3 separate regions of the Mus musculus genome follow, and all the other regions are linked to region 2. The links are chromatin loops, found by intact Hi-C in ENCODE. Cell type or tissue: heart. All regions are shown on one strand.

The links. Hi-C counts contacts between places; a loop is a spot of excess contacts. Peaks named below come from ENCODE experiments on the same cell type or tissue, not always from the same donor. Only the 100,000 strongest peaks of a DNase experiment are listed, where the experiment ranks them.
Region 1: a loop joins it to region 2, with 6 times the contacts of the local background. A loop is called at or near these places in 1 of 42 quality-filtered maps.
Region 3: a loop joins it to region 2, with 2.7 times the contacts of the local background. A loop is called at or near these places in 1 of 42 quality-filtered maps.

The regions. Positions count from the first base shown.
Region 1 is chr10:80,223,734-80,228,733 of GRCm38, reverse strand. It overlaps Pwwp3a (PWWP domain containing 3A, DNA repair factor), which reads right to left and starts at 2,136. Exons shown (of 14, transcript NM_023431.5): 1 at 2,030-2,136; 2 at 296-412. The coding sequence starts at 352. In heart, a CTCF peak has its summit at 2,243; DNase peaks (open chromatin) are centred at 2,243, 2,993 and 3,263; H3K4me3 peaks cover 3,096 bases; H3K27ac peaks cover 3,045 bases.
Region 2 is chr10:80,143,718-80,148,717 of GRCm38, reverse strand. Atp5d (ATP synthase, H+ transporting, mitochondrial F1 complex, delta subunit) reads right to left here. Exons shown (of 4, transcript NM_025313.2): 2 at 4,733-4,886; 3 at 3,411-3,499; 4 at 2,900-3,295. The coding sequence ends at 3,173. It overlaps Midn (midnolin), which reads right to left and starts at 446. Exons shown (of 9, transcript NM_021565.2): 1 at 369-446. In heart, CTCF peaks have their summits at 743 (motif pointing right) and 3,091 (motif pointing left); DNase peaks (open chromatin) are centred at 437, 2,047, 2,617, 3,317 and 3 weaker places; H3K4me3 peaks cover 3,881 bases; H3K27ac peaks cover 3,018 bases.
Region 3 is chr10:79,924,936-79,929,935 of GRCm38, reverse strand. It overlaps Arid3a (AT rich interactive domain 3A (BRIGHT-like)), which reads right to left and starts at 2,595. Exons shown (of 9, transcript NM_001288625.1): 1 at 2,536-2,595. It overlaps Gm40715 (a long non-coding RNA gene), which reads left to right and starts at 2,945. Exons shown (of 2, transcript XR_001779822.2): 1 at 2,945-3,474; 2 at 4,347-5,000. In heart, CTCF peaks have their summits at 2,160 and 2,361; DNase peaks (open chromatin) are centred at 1,655, 2,195, 2,965, 4,465 and 2 weaker places; H3K4me3 peaks cover 4,669 bases; H3K27ac peaks cover 4,526 bases.

The DNA of each region.
Region 1 (5,000 bases), 80 kb before region 2:
CCCTGTGGTCACAGCCTTCTGAGCCTTTTTATAGATGACTCTTTTTTTGTTTTTTTTTTTCCCCCTTAGTGTGAGAAATAATTAAAGACAATTCTGGATCTAGGGCCTCCTAAGCGCCAGACCAAAACCCCCTGGAGTGGAGGGAACCCTGGGACTCGTGCCAGCAGATCCCAGTGCCGAGCATTCAGGCTCGGCTCTCTCTCATAGTTACTCTGAGGAACAGAGCCTGATGAAGACTTTATTGTCACCAAAAGTCATTTCTAATTCCTGAAATTAAGAGAATAAGGGCTGTCACCTTCGCAGGCCACAGTCGCTTCCCCCATCGGCAGAGGACATACTTGGCATCCGTCATGACTCAGAAAGGAGTATCTGGGCGTGCGGTGGTACAGGCTTGACTGAGGCCAGAGGTCCCCTGCAATGAAATGTGTTTTAGAAAGGTGCTGCTTGCAGCAGTGAGGTTCACACAGACACAATCTTCCAGGGCAGAGGCTAGCCGCACACCCAGCTTCTAGGACACAGGTCAATTCAGAGCCTGGTCTTGAGACGTTGGGCAAAGAGCCAAGTGACAGTCAAGTGCAGGGCCCTGGAATTTGAGGAAATGTCTTGTTTTCTGTAAATAAAATTTAACAGATCCCCTCTTTAAGGTTGCACGCAAACTATGCTGCAGCAGCAAAGCTCACAAGCCCTCCCTGCCTCGGGCCTGAAGGGTGGCTGCAGCACACACCACACTCCACATACCCCATTCCCTGGAAGGACAGGGACAGATGCAGGGTTCTGGCAGAAGCAGCCAGGGCTGTGAACAGAAATGGAAAGATGGGGGAAGGGGGACCAAAGCAGCAGGAAGGACGGCAGGAACAAGGGAACTACCAGCAGAAACAAGGGTTTATGTAGTAGAAGGGATCGTAGAAGCAGGAAAGGTTTTCCAGAGGGATTACAGGCAGCAGAGTTGGGGGAACAGGGTTCCCAGCAAGGATGGGAGTTCATTAAAGCAGGGTGGGGTTTCAGGAGATAACAAGGGCTCTGCAGCGTTATGGGAACTCAGACAACAAAAGATGAGGCTCAGGTAACAAGGACTGGGGTTTGGGCAGCAAATATGTCCATAGCAAAGAAAGAGGTTCAGGTAGGAGTCAGGTAAAAGAGGTGGGGTTTGCAGTAGGGAAACAAAGATGGGGTTCACAGAGGAACTGAGATTCAAGCTGCAGAAACTTGAGTTCAGCAGGAAATATAGGGTTTACAGCAATGAATGGGAGGTCAGGCTAGAGGGAGTTTGGGCGCGGAGACTGCGATTCTGACATGAAACTCAGAGTTCACAACAGGGATAAGGTTCGAGCAGCAAATTGGGGGCTTAGACTGCAGAGAGGGGGTCAAAGGGAAGAAATAAGGCAAGAAATCCAGAATTTTCAGCAAGGACATAAATTCAGGCTGCTGAGACAGGGTACCAAGCAGTAAATTCACGATTCAGGCGGCACGGGGTGTGTGTGTGTATGTGTGTAATGTTGGGTTGATACTGCAGAGGTCGAGGTATCCGGTCAATAAGGGGCCTCCAGCAGGAAACTCGGGGTCTTAGCAAGGACACGGGTTCAGGCTGCAAAAAAGGGGTATAAGGTAGGAAACTCGGGGCTCAGGTTGCAGAAGAGAGATATAAGGCCGGAAATACGGGGTTCAGGCTGCAGAAGATAGGGATCAGGCCGGAAATACGAGGCTCTCGGCAGGGATGGGGCTCAGGCTGCAGAGAAGGGGACTTAGGTCAGAAACACAGGGTTTGCACCAGGAAACGAGGTTCTCAGCCCCCCAGGGGCCTCGGCCGCACGTGGGCCCTGCGCAGAACCGGACGCGGCCCAGCTGGTCCAGCCCAGCCGCCGCCCTTCCCCAGGCTCTCCGCCTGCACCCCGCCCGGCCCTCCCCAGGCCGCAGCGGGCTCACCCACCCAGCCCGCCTGACGCGGCGTCCGAGCCTGAGCGACCAGGCCGCGGCGGTCCCAACGGCGGAAGCCCGCCCGCCAACCGCCGCCGCAAGCCCGCGCGCTCACCGCCTCCGCCGCCGCGCAGATCCCCGCGGGCTAGGGGCGGGGCCTGCCTCACAGCGGCGCCGAGTCCCGCCCGCGCCGCCGCCCAATGGGAACTGCGTACCTGCGCCTCGACCCCGCCCCCCAAGAGCGCGCCACCTCCTGCGGGCCACGCCTCAGCCCATCGGTCACGCCCTCCACCGCCTTCCCTCCTGCCCAACTTGTGGAGTGCGCGGCGAGGGCTCCCCCTGGGCCCGAGGCAGGGTAGACCGGGAGGCCCGCTCCAAGTCCCACCCCCCGCTGCTGGCCAATAAGAAGATGGAGCTCACATCATGGCCCCTCCCACAGACGGCGGCGGCCTCCCTAGACCACGCCTCAGCCCGTAGTCCACGCCCCAGTTTTCCTACATCCTGCAATGGTTCCTGAGACGGAAAGTGGGCCCTTTTTCCAGACAGATTTCCGCCTGCGAGCAGCTATGCGAAGACAGAGGGGGGTTGGGAAGGCGAAGGCCTCACGAGCTCCTCACAGACTTCTAGTACCTTCCAGCTTCCGAAGTAACCCGATTCCCACCCCAGAAGGAAGTTATCCCACCTATGTGGGAAAAAAAAAAAGCCATCCAGTGAGGATGCCCAAGTCCTGAAGTGGAAAATAGAATGTGAGATGGCCTCATACCTAGGTCCCCAAGCATAGTCAGCGACTGGGAGGGAGGGGGGCTGCATCCAGGACCTGTATCCATGGACTTTTCTAGAACTGGAAGTTTCCAGTTTGGCTGCCGACAAATGTTTTTGTTTTTGTTTTTTTGAGACAGGATCTTTCTGTATAGCTGTGGCTGTCCTGGTACTCACTTTGTAGAGACCAGGCTGGCCTCAAACTCTACCTGCCTCTGCCTGCCAAATGCTGGGATTAAAGGCGTGTGCCACCACTGCAGGTGAGGTTCACACTCAAATTCTTAACTAAGGCAGTTAGGCTGCTCACCTGAGCAATGTCACTGACCTGGTCTCTCATGACTGTTTTTCCTTTTTAAAATGGTTTACTTATTCCCATTTCATGCGCATTGGCGTTTGCCTGCATGCATGTCTGTGTGAAGCCATCAGATCTTGGAGTACTACAGGAAGTTGTGAGGGGCCACGTGGGTGCTGGGATTTGAACCTCCATCCTCTGGAAGAGCCATCTCTCCAACCTAAGTGTTTTTCTACTGTGCTTATTACAGATGGAGAACAAGTGTTGTTGTTGGCCACAGAGGTGAGATGACGGGCCTGCACCCTGGGTGTCATTAGGATGGTGGCTTGTGCCACAAGTGACATGGGGTCAGGAATCCCAGGCCCAGAAGCTTAGATGGCAGTACTAGGGTCTCCTGACAGCACTGGCCAAAGTGGGCAGTGTGTGTGTGTTCTAGGCCACTGATTCTCAGGTAATTCTCTTGAAGTGAGGATTGTCACATTGTCACCACCAAGCATTACTGGTCTGCATAAGCTTGGAGGTTATGCGTGGTGGAGGGGATGTGGGTGAGTGGGTGGTGTGAGCGTGTCCGTGGGATGCATGGGATGGCCAGGTCTCTCAGCAAGGTTGGTTCTATAGGTTCACAATTGAAGCAGAAGCAGTGAGCAAAAGATGGTAATGTAAGGAATTAGTTAAACCCAGTCACCAGTTAACCAACCCATTCATCAGTTTAGCCGTTTACTAATCAACCCATCCATTTAGTAACCTCTTCATGGTTTAACCAACTTGCCAGTTGATCCATTCATTACTAACTCACTTACCCATGAACCAGTTAACTTGGTCCCTGTTTAACCCACTCACTATGAACTCTCTTCTTCCTCAGCTTCAGTGAACAGATGTGCCAGGGTCGGGCACCCAGGAACAGAGGCCTTGACCCCCATTGCTAGTGCATTTTCCCATGTCTTTTCCTGTTGGGGGTCCTCTGAGATTCCATGACAAGTGACTGTCCTGTCCATTATGCACTGAATATCCTACATCAGGGCTAAACTGTAAAACTTGAGCAGGGACACAGTGAGGGCAATGCGGTTCCTCCTAAGGTCCCCTCACGACCTAACTGGGGTCTTGGATGTTGGGAATACCAGTGCTATGCTACCTTAATTCAGAGGAGATTGTGATGTTCCAATGTAATCTTTCAGAACATCCACAATTGGAAGTTCCCTGGACTAGCAGTACGTGTAGACTTCAGTCTTAGATTGAGTTCACTGCTACATGCAGTGCATCTCTCAGCTCTCAGCAGTGAACAAAGAGAAAGAGTCTGGGGAGAAGGCTCAGGAGCTAGAGTGCTAGCCATGCAAACTCAAGGACCTGAGTTCGATCCCAGGAATCCATAACAAAAACCCAGGTGTAATGATGCATGCCTCTAATCCTGTCTCTGGATGCCTGGAGTTTAGGCTCATATGCACAGACAGGCACGTGCATGCGTGCACACACACACACACACACAGGTAGAGCTGTGGTTAACAGTGCAGACTGATGCTCTTGCAGGAGATCTGAGTTTATTTCCCAGAATGCACATCAGGCAGCTAACAGCAGCCTGTAACTCCAGCGTCAGGGGACCTGATGCCCTCTTTTGACCTCCACAGGCACATGTGTGCGTGGGCACACACATGCGTGCACACATACACATGCACACACACTAACACACACATATACATGTATGCGCAAACACTATCTAGCAAAGGCAGGAGAAAGAGAGCATCCCCTTGGCCACTGAGGCTGCAGCACAGCAGAGATGGGACAAACCTCACTTGGGTCCTCAATCCACTGGCGAAACTCGGTTTCTGGTTGCAGGTGGACAAGGATTTGGAGAGAAGGAGAGGTGACAAACAGACCCAAGACAAGGGAGTGTGGATCTGAATGTAATTTTGTCTCAAAGGGAGCACCAGTCTTATAAGTGACTTTTACACAAAACAGAGGATGCCTACGAAGGACTGGCAGGAACCAACTGGGATAAAATTCTGTGTTAACAACTAGGATCAAAAGCAGCCCCACCACC
Region 2 (5,000 bases):
TGCGTCTTGGCTGGGGAAGGGGTGCGCCAAGAATTGGGGGTCTGCATGTGGGGAGGGTCCGTTGAGAACCTTTATACTTAGCAATGCAGAGAAGACTTAAGACCGCACATAAAGGGAAACTGAGTCTACAAACAGTTCAAGGTCACTGGCTGAGTGCGGGGGGGGGGGGGGGGTTGGGGGGCGTGAGCTGCAGTCCCGCCAGGGCGGTGCCCATAGTGCGCAGCCCCTCCCACCCCACAAGTTGGAGGGCTCCGGGTCCTGAGGCACACTAGGTGCGGACGATTCAAAGAACAAAGAGTGGGACAGCCTGAGAAGTTTACGGCGGGTGGGGGCCCCTCTCCGTTTCGTGCGGTCCCGCCCCTACTCACCGGCTCCGTAGGTCCTGGGTCACCACTGCTCCAGATGACCTGCGTATGGGTCCTGGCAAGAGGTGGCCGTGCCGGTCTGGGGCCGGGCGGGCGGCCCCTGAGCCTTTATCCGCGCCGCCTTCCCTGGGGTGGAGTTTGGGCGGGCAAGGGGCGGGGGGCCGGGCAATGGTGACGCATTCCCTAACCCCCCCACCCCACCCCACCGCCTGCTGGCCTGGACAGGGACACCGGCCCTAGGGCTTCGCAGCACCCACAGAGCAGTGCCTCAGGGGTGTCACCGACCTGGGTAACTCCTACCTCCCCATGTACTGGGGTTCACCTCACATTAGGATTGGGGGGGTGTTTGGCCTGCTTCCCTGCTCCGCCCCCTTTCCTGTTGGCCTGGTGCTTCCGCCTGGGGGCGCCCGCGTGTGGAAGGGGGGGGCGGAACGGGAAGGGGTTCCTTAGTCAGCAGCCTAGGTCCAGGAAAACAGGGTAGTGTCACCTGCTAGGCAGTAGGTGCCCCTGACAGCTGCCTAGCCTCCTCATCCTTTAACGATGACCTCAGAGGCCATTTCTGTGACGATTCATCCATCCCTGGCCTTGCCTAGGCCAGTCACCTGTGTGACCTCTGAGTAGCCCAGTCCCTAATGCACCCTACACCATAGCATAGTTGGTTCTCACTCCAGCATATGGGTCCCAGAAGTCAGCTCAGGTCATCAGTGGGCTTGGCTGAATGTGTCTGTATCTCCAGGCCCCTCTGGGTTAATTACAAAGTACCAGACAAGCAAAGGAAGGCCTTCTGCAGCCTGGCATGTGTGATCTGTTCTCACAGCACAGATGCATCGGCACATACTGGCCCTGGCCCTGGCCTTTGGGGTGGATACTCACTCACCCACCTATGGACCAAGGAGCCAGCCCTTTGTCATTTGAGCGTGGCCAGACCCTCCATCACTTCCCTAACCTTCCATCTCCTGTCCACGTATGCGGTCTCTTGCACTTATCTGGTCTGAGCACCACCACCACCCTGGGTGCCCCTCCCAGGCCAGTTCCTTCCTAGGTCACCTTCCTCTCTGGCTGATCATTCTGGACAGGCATGCTGGGCCCCCAAGCAGACAGGCGTGCCAGACACTCCCAGTCTCCCAGGGTCATGGTCAGGCCAGAGAACACTTGGAGGCCCAGAGACTTTGAGGGATGAGCAGGAGTTTGTTCAGAAGTACAAACTGAAGCTGCGCAGTGTGGAGGTCAGAGGCAGGGTTTGCCTCTGGAGGGACCTCAGGGAAGGGATAGGTGAGGTGGGCTGGCTCTGACACCATTCAGACTGAAAGCCACTGTAATAAATGCAGGGTGCCCAGACTGCCTGCTTCCTGTCTCTTCTTCCTGTGTGGTCCTTTGTCCTTAGCATGAAGCCCAAGACTCAGTAATCTGTCCAGGCCCTGCCCTCCAGGAAGGTCCCAACCTCCAGGTTCTCAGTCCCGCCCTACTGCTCTGCTGTCCCAGGACACAGCCCAGCCAGCACAGGCTGTCCTGTCCTGAGGCCAGGCTCCAAAGCTCACACCTCCTCATAGGAGATATCTCCCTGAGTTCTGGTGGGGAAGATATGAAGGATTCACACTACAAGGTATACTAGGCCAGGCCAGGCTGCTCTGAGGGCCTCCTGTTGACATCTGTCCAGCCCGATGACCTCAGTGACCTCTGTGGCCCACACACCACTGAGCTGGGAACGTGGGGCTCTAGATGACCATGTTGTGACTTATCTTGGAATACCCCCAGGCTGCAAGTGTCGGAAGGGAAGGGTTCTAGCACACTCATGCCCAGATCAGGCACATGTGGCCATAGGGAGTCACCCACACAGGGCCCTGATACAGTGCGACAGGCCTCACTCAGGCTCTAGCCCGCCTGGTCACTGTCCAGGTGTTTCAGATGACCCAGTGATGGCAGGCTCAGACCTACTCACCACCCTCAAAGCCTCCCTGCTCCCCCTATCCCCCCATGGCACTCTACTCAGGCTGCTGAAGTGGGTTATATAAAAGGAGGGCAAGCCAGCATAATACCTGGCCATGGGGGTGGGGTGGGAAGGGGAGGGGTGGTTGTACAAAGGTATGGGGTGGTGCCAAGGCCACCCCCTACCAGGCCTCCCCACCCCACCCAGGGGCAGCTAGGGGCCTAAGTGCCTAAGGAGGTGCCAACTGGGACTGGGAAGGCAGCCAGCCAGGCTAGGGCCACCCACAGGTTGGGTGTGCCTAGGGCGGAGCCTCTGTGGGAGCAGGTGGTTCCCGATTCTTCCCAGAGCCTGTGGGGTGGGACAGGGGGGCCTGGCTGGTGGTCAGGGCGCTTTGCCTGGCCAGCAGCACTAGTCACACCCATTACTTCATGCCCTGCCCTCAACGCTTGCCCATCCCACCCATTCCAGCAGGCAGCACCCCAACAACCAGCCACCATGTTTCCTACCCAGAGTCGCCGATTGCCTCTGGGGGCCCAGCCAGACACAGGAACCCCAGGCAGGGTTGAAGAGAGCCCTAGCTTTGTGCTGTGCAGTTAGAAACAGAACACTCAGTTGGTTCCTGGTGTTTAATGGAGACAGGCTGGGTAAGTTGACGACGGTTCAGGTGGCTTTGAGGGGCAATCAAGGCCATCTCTCCAGAGGCATCGTGGGGATGCCAGATTGGGGAATCCTCCATGACCTGGCAGACAGGCACCAGGAAGCTTTAAGCCCAGCAACTGGAGCACTGCTGACCCCTGGTGGCCACTTCAGCCCACTGGGAACTTCTCATCGGCCTGGACCTGGCTCAGTTTCCCCGTGGGTGTCAGACAGTAGGTACCACCTACTCCAGGGCCTTCACTAGGGCTTCATTGGCCTCAATACGGATCTGGATCTCAGCCCGTGCTGCCTCGTCCGCCGCACCTGACAGTTCTGACTGCGCCTTCTCCAGGTTGGCCCGGGCTGCCTGCAGAGGAGTGGGCCAGTGTGAGGGACAGGCAGGGCCGGAAGCAGGAAAGCACACTCCTGTGAGCAGCACTTGCCCTGCCCTGCCCTGCCTTAGTTTCCCATCCACTGCTCACCCCCAGGTCCAGCATGTCCAGTGTCACAGCTTCTTCAGCTAGTAACTGCACAGAGGAGTCGGCATTCACAGTGACGGAGCCGCTGCTCACTGTGGAGGAGAGGGTCTGAGCAGCCTCCTTGGGCAGCCTCACCGCCCATGTGTGCTCAGGGCCACCAGCCCTCTGCCTCCCCAGGCCAATGCCCACTCTAGGCCACTTGCAGAGTGACCCTGCAAGACTGGGGCACAGGCCAAGCATGTGGATGGTGGCAAAGGATGGCCAGGCCCGGTGCACACCTGTCGCCTAGCCCCCTGGGGAGGCTGAGGTAGGGGACTGCCAGTTCAAAGCCACTCAAGACAACACAGAGAGGTCTTCCCTCAAACTAAGTGTAAAAGAGGAGCCAGGACTGAGGCTCGGTGGGTACTGTGTTTGCCTGGCATGTGCAAGATCCTGGGTTCAACCCTCAGCAAGGCAGAAACTGGGTATGCCAACATAAACCTGTCACCCCTATCACCCAGGAGGTGGAGGATCAGAAATTCAAAGTCAGCATGGCTAAGGAAACACTGCTTTAAAATCAGAAAGCAAACCGAAAAGGAAACTGAAGGGCCCCAGAGCCAGTGCAGAGAGAGTACCCACTGTGCAGAGAGAAGGAGCAGAGTTTGCGGGAAGCCAATCCTAATGGTGAGGAGTAGGGCAGGAGAGTGTCTGTGGCTCACTGGCCAGCCTGCCTCGCTAAGAATGTGGCAAACTCAGGTTCTGCCCATCTCAAAGGAACAAAGACAGAAAGAGCTTATGAAGGAGGGTGCCACCAATGTCCTTCCGTCACATGTGTGCACACATCCTTCCCACCTTCACCGCCACGCCTGCTCTGGTACTTGCCCAAACATAACCATACAGAACAACAGTGTGTGGGGGCCTGACTCGTGGACGGAGCCCGGAGCCCTCGGCTGGAATCCCCCAGCGATGACCATGGGCTGTATCCCCTGCCTAGAAAGCTCCAGGCCCTGGGTTCCATCGTGGGTATTGTTAAATAATGAGATATGAGAGAAGACAAGACACACCCCTTCATCTGGAGAAGGGGCAAGATGGAAGTCCAACCCGGAAACGTGGGTCCTTCAGACCGGCTCCCTCCTACACCAAGGCTATCTTACCCTAAAGGCTTAGCTCCTCAACCGTCATTTCTCCATGTCTTCCTGCCCAGCTATGGCGAGGTCAGCTGCTGGCTTTACTCTGTGCCCCAGATGACCACATCTTTGTCATGGCAGGCTGGGCAAGCTTCTTCCCTTTGCTTTCTCCCTGCCCTTCTCAAACCTGAACGTCTATGCATCCTGGGCCACACTCACCAAAGTACTTAGTCGTGGTGCCGTCTTCTGTGTGAACCACTACCAGCCCAGGCCGTAGGACCTGTAGTGTGGGGACATGGGATGCCAAGATGCCAAAGGCTCCAGTCAGCGTAGGCACGTCCACTTGCTTGACGTTGGCACTGTCAAAGAACACCTGCAGAGAGTGTACACCATGGGGTAGGCATTATCCCATGCCTGCTGTACAGTGGGCACAGAGAGGATGGAATTCTGATGGGACACAGACACTACCAAGAGCTGACATTAGACT
Region 3 (5,000 bases), 220 kb after region 2:
GGTCCCACCTGGCTCCAGGCCATAACTCGACACTCCCCCCCCCCATAAGCCACCAATAAGAGAGTGGACAGTGCCCAGCAACACTCAAATGGCCTGAAATCAAGGGACCATGGCTCAAGGGGAGAGTTTAGTCCACCTTGCAGACAGAAAATCTGACAGGCCATCCTCTGTCTAGCCTGAACCTCAAAAGTCTTTGCGTACAGAACCCCTGGGAGTGACCCCAACAACCCAGTGTGTGAAGAAGGCAGACAACTCCTGGCTGTTGTTTTCAACAGACATCCTGGTCATCTGCTCCCCTGCCTAAGGAGACCTCTGCAGTTCAGGACTCTCTAGATCTTCAAGGAGAATGAGGACGTCTAATGTCCCCTTCCCTAGACCCCTTCCTTTTCCTTTGGGGTCACCCCAAACCCCACACTTTCAGCAGAATTCTGGCAGGTGGGTGGCCCCAAAGGAAAAGAATGCCAAGGGTCACCCCTTTCAGCCTAGGCTTCCCAAGAAAGAGAAACCTTGGAGGCCTGGACACATGAGTGGCCTCAACACTCAGTCCCTCCACACCCTGTGGCTGCTGGTCACCCTGGTCCACCAGACTCAAGAACTGCTGGAGGGGACATTTCTGGACACTATCTGGCTTGATCCATCGCCCTTCCCCCACCCCGCTGAGCACAAACCCCCCCCCCACGGAAATGCTGAAAGCGACGCCCCCTCTTTGAGGGTGGGGTGGGGGAAGGCATGAGGAAAAAGCTAGAGGAAGCCCCTCTCCCAGCCTCCCGTCCCCCCACCCAGGTCTGTTTGGTTTAATGACCCTTCCTGGTGGAGGGTGGGGGAGGGGAACAGGGTAGGCCTCCACTGGTGGGGCTGGTAGCCCTGGAGGGACACAGATGGAAACCCCAAAGCTGCCCCTAGGTCAGGCCTGGACATCCCCCACCCTCTAGAGGTACCGGTACCCTGAGCCAACGTTGCCCATCCTTATAGACCCCTCCCCCAGCCCTTTGTCCTTGGCCCCCACCCTCAATTTATGGCATTCTCAGAAAGATCTACTAGGAACTGGTAGCTGGTGTTTGTGGAAGGGGGATCTGGCTGCAGTGGGGAAGAGACCCAGAGCCACACCCTAGTCCCCCCACCACCTCCAAGCCTCAGGTCAGAGAGAGAGAGAGAGAGAGAGAGAGAGAGAGAGAGAGAGAGAGAGAGAGAGAGAGAGAGGGAGGGAAGGAGGGAGGGAGGGAGGGAGAGAGGGAGGGGGAGAGGGAGAGAGGGAAGAGAGAGAGAGAGAGAGAGAGAGAGAGAGAGAGAGAGAGAGAGAGAGAGAGAGAGAGAGGTCACTAGCTCGGCCAGGCCTTGCAAAACACGGTTATTTGGAGTTGTGCAAGGCCAGGGCCCGAGGGTGGCGAAAGGGGCCCCTCTCTCCTCCAAGGGAGGTGGAGGGGGAAGGGCAGGAGCTGGGGAGGGGGCTGGGAAAGAAGGCACTGTGCCCCCCCAGGAGACGTGTGCAAAAACACACCCCAGTCAGAGGACAAATGTAAAACAACAACAAAAAAACAAACAAACAACCCCCCCAGTGGAGTCGGTATTTCAAAGGCTTCTTGGAAAGAGCGAGCTGGGGAGGGGGGGTGACCCTGCTGCCCAAGTCGTAAAAAACGGAAGATATTTGACAAACCCGCTGCGAGTTGACACACACGCGCGCACTCCGCGCTTCCTGCTCCCTCTTTTGTGTCGGGGGGGGGGGGGCAGGGGACCCTACCGGAGGGATCTGGATGGGCGCACCCCGCGGGGCAAGTGGAGACCCCAGTCCCAGTAGTACACTGGAGCTAGGGAACGAAATGGGGGGGGGGAGATGGGCGGACCCCGCTGGACACAGGTTTGGAAGAGAAAAAGAACTGTAGGTACCGGGGCGTGGTGGCGCGCCCGGCCTGGGATTTTCCCAAGCACTTGGGAAGGAAAGCTGCGGCAGGGGGATGGCCTCGAGTTTCAGGCTAGTCTGAGCTTTAACTCGAGTTCTAAGTCAGCCCGTACTACACAGTAAGATCCTATCTCCAAACATCTTTTTTAATTAATAAGAAAAAGCAAAACCATGTTCCCAGAGCGCAGCCCCCAGTCCTCTGCGCGCGCGCACATACACAGACACACACACCCCGGGTCCGTTTCCTTCCGCCAGGGGACAGCGCGCACTCGCGACCCCCGCGCACTCGTGTACCGGATGAAGGTCTCCAAGATCTACAACCGCAACAGCCACCCCAACTCTGATCCGTCAAGTCGCATACTCAGCCCTGCACCCCTCTACGCGCGCGTCTTTGCCTAACTTTGGAGACCCCGCAATTGTCGGTTTCCAGGGTGCCCTACGCTGCCACCTTTAGGAGAGATCGCTAGAGCCGCGCTGCAAAAGGCCTTACCGCCCGGGGTGGCCCGGGGGGCGCATGCCCCGGTGCCCGGAGCCCAGCCCAGAGTCCAGCCTGCTGGTGGCCTCCGGTGGCCTCTCTCCCCCTTGGCCTCCCCCTGGTGCCCAGTGCACGCTCCTGGCTTCGGGGTCACCCGCCTCACCGAGTCTCCAGGCCGCGTCTACATCTCCATCCGTCTGGATCGGATAGGGACGAGGTCTCCGCGCGCGACCGGGCCCCCCGCCCCGCCCCTCCCCCACCCAGCAGACGAATCGCCGTGTGACAAATTGCTCTCAGATGCAAATACCTCGCCGGTGATTCAGCAGCCCCGGGGACGCAGGAGGAGGTGGTGGGTGTCTCTCCAGGGTCCCCCTTTCCAAGCTTTCCCAGGACACCACACCGGGGTCCCCCTTCTCCAACTCAATCTGAGGACGTCCACGGTGGGAGGAGGTGGAGGGGAGCCGGAGAGCCGCCACAGAGTGGACGGAAAACTTCAGGTCGCGGCCCCTTTAAATGATAATAAATAATAAAAGGAAGGGGGAACCGGACTGAGGGACGCTCCGCCCCCATCTTAGGGACCGTGCGCAAAGTGCACGCCGCAGCCCACGGCGCAGAGGCCGCGAGCGGGAGGGCGGGGCTGCGAGAGCCCCATCGCGGGAATCCCGAAGAGTTAAAAAGGGTTCCTCGCCCCACCTCTGAGCGGAAAGTCACCTGGGCCCCCGGCCGTTTCCTGGTTTCACCCGGAACGCAAGATGGATAAGCCAAGCTTGGAGCTGGAACCTCCGCCCACTATGCTACCCTAACCTTCCGGGCCTGAGGCTCCACGTCTCTGAAATGGGCTTAAAAACCCCCGGCTAGGCTAGATCTGCGGGGGCTGGGACGCTGGGGTGTGAGGGCGCTGCGTGCGCAAAAGCACCGGGTTGGGCTGCGCGCGCGTTCGAGGAAATGCGAGGAACCGTGACGACCGTACCTAGGAGCGAGGGAAAGGAGGGCCATCCTTTAACCAACTCAGTGAAGCCCCTGCCTCGGTCTACCCAGTTCGTCTCGGGAGAGTACTGGATTCTGAGGTCCCATTTTGCAGGCTGGGAAACCGAGGCATGATGTGAGCTCAGCTAGAAGTTGAGACGATTCTAGTGGGTAACGCCAGTGCTCAGGGCAACCCCCGACCTCGACTAGTTCCCCATAGGTGGTGCTCAGGTCCCTTGTTAGACTGTTGTGGGGATCTTGAGCAGTCTGCCCCTTGAAAGCCACTTGTGTGAGTGTCTGGAGAGATGGGGTGGCTCCGGCCAATCCAAGTTCCCGGAATCCTCCCTAGAATCTGAGACTGCAGCAGTTGCTTGGAACCTTAGCCTGCAAGGCTAAGAAAGTTGCAGGTGGCAGCGAACTGCGCCTTCAAACTTTAGACACCTTGATGTGTTGGGGTGTGGCCCCGGGGTGGAGCTGGGCCTGCACACCAGCATTCTTCTCCAGCATCAAACGGGCTACTAGCAGATCTTTCTCCCTCTAATCATCTTGTGTGTCCCCTGTAAACTTGGGCAACCCCCCAAAACATTCTGCCAAGATAATGAAAGCAACATACATTCCCATTCTCTCTCTCTCTCTCTCTCTCTCTCTCTCGTGTCTGTGTGTGTGTGAGAGAGAGAGAGAGAGAGAGAGAGAGAGAGAGAGAGAGAAAGAGACCGAGACCAGAAGGGCTTCAGCAGCTCACGCATAGAGGTCCTAGGAAAACTTAGTGGAGTCGGCTTTCTCCTTCCACCTTTATGTGTATTCTGGGATGCCAAGATTCTCAGGACGCCAAGCTTGTCAGCAAGTGCCTTTACCTTCTGAACCTTGTTGCTGACCCCTAAAATACTGTTCTTAGTATTTTTTGATAGAATCTTCAAAGACAAAAGCCTAAATCTGCTGGTCCCTTTTTTATGGCAGGGATATATTTAGCCAAGGGTCCAGGTGGCAAGCATAATGACATAATGACAGGTCTCCTTATGACAGGTCTCCTAATTCACAAGATACAATTCTGGCAACTTGAAAGGCATCCGACTCGCGCCGCAGGGTGTGCGCGCCGCCTGCCGGGCGCCAGCGGAACTGCGCCCAGGGTAAGATTTTTCATCATGGAGGCGGGGCTTCAACCCAGCAGTGGAGGCCGCCAGGTGGTGCTATCGCACCTGAAAAGACGGTTTCCCACGTTAGATTGGGAGAAACTGAGGCCTGAAGTTCTCCTACATAGCTTTTTTTCTGTTGAAGACAGGGTGTGAAGTCATGAATCACGAAGTGTATCACGAAGTTAAAGTACAAGGAACGGACACGCATGACCACATCATTTTCAGATTGTATTGACACTTTTGGATCCTGGAGATGAGTGCTCTGTCCGGGACCCGCCCAGACCCTCACTGGGGGCATTGTAGACAGGAGGTGAGGCAGATGTCAACAGTGGCTCCCGCCTTTATACTCCGGCGCCTGAGGCAGAGGCGGGGGGATTTCTGAGTTTGAGGCCAGCGTGATCTACAGAGTGAGTTCCAGGACAGCCAGGGCTACACCTTGCTAAGAGACACCCTGCTTAGGAAGACGGACAAATATGGGGTCCCATTGTGTAGCCTTGGCTGGCCTAGAACTCAGAGACATCCGCCTACC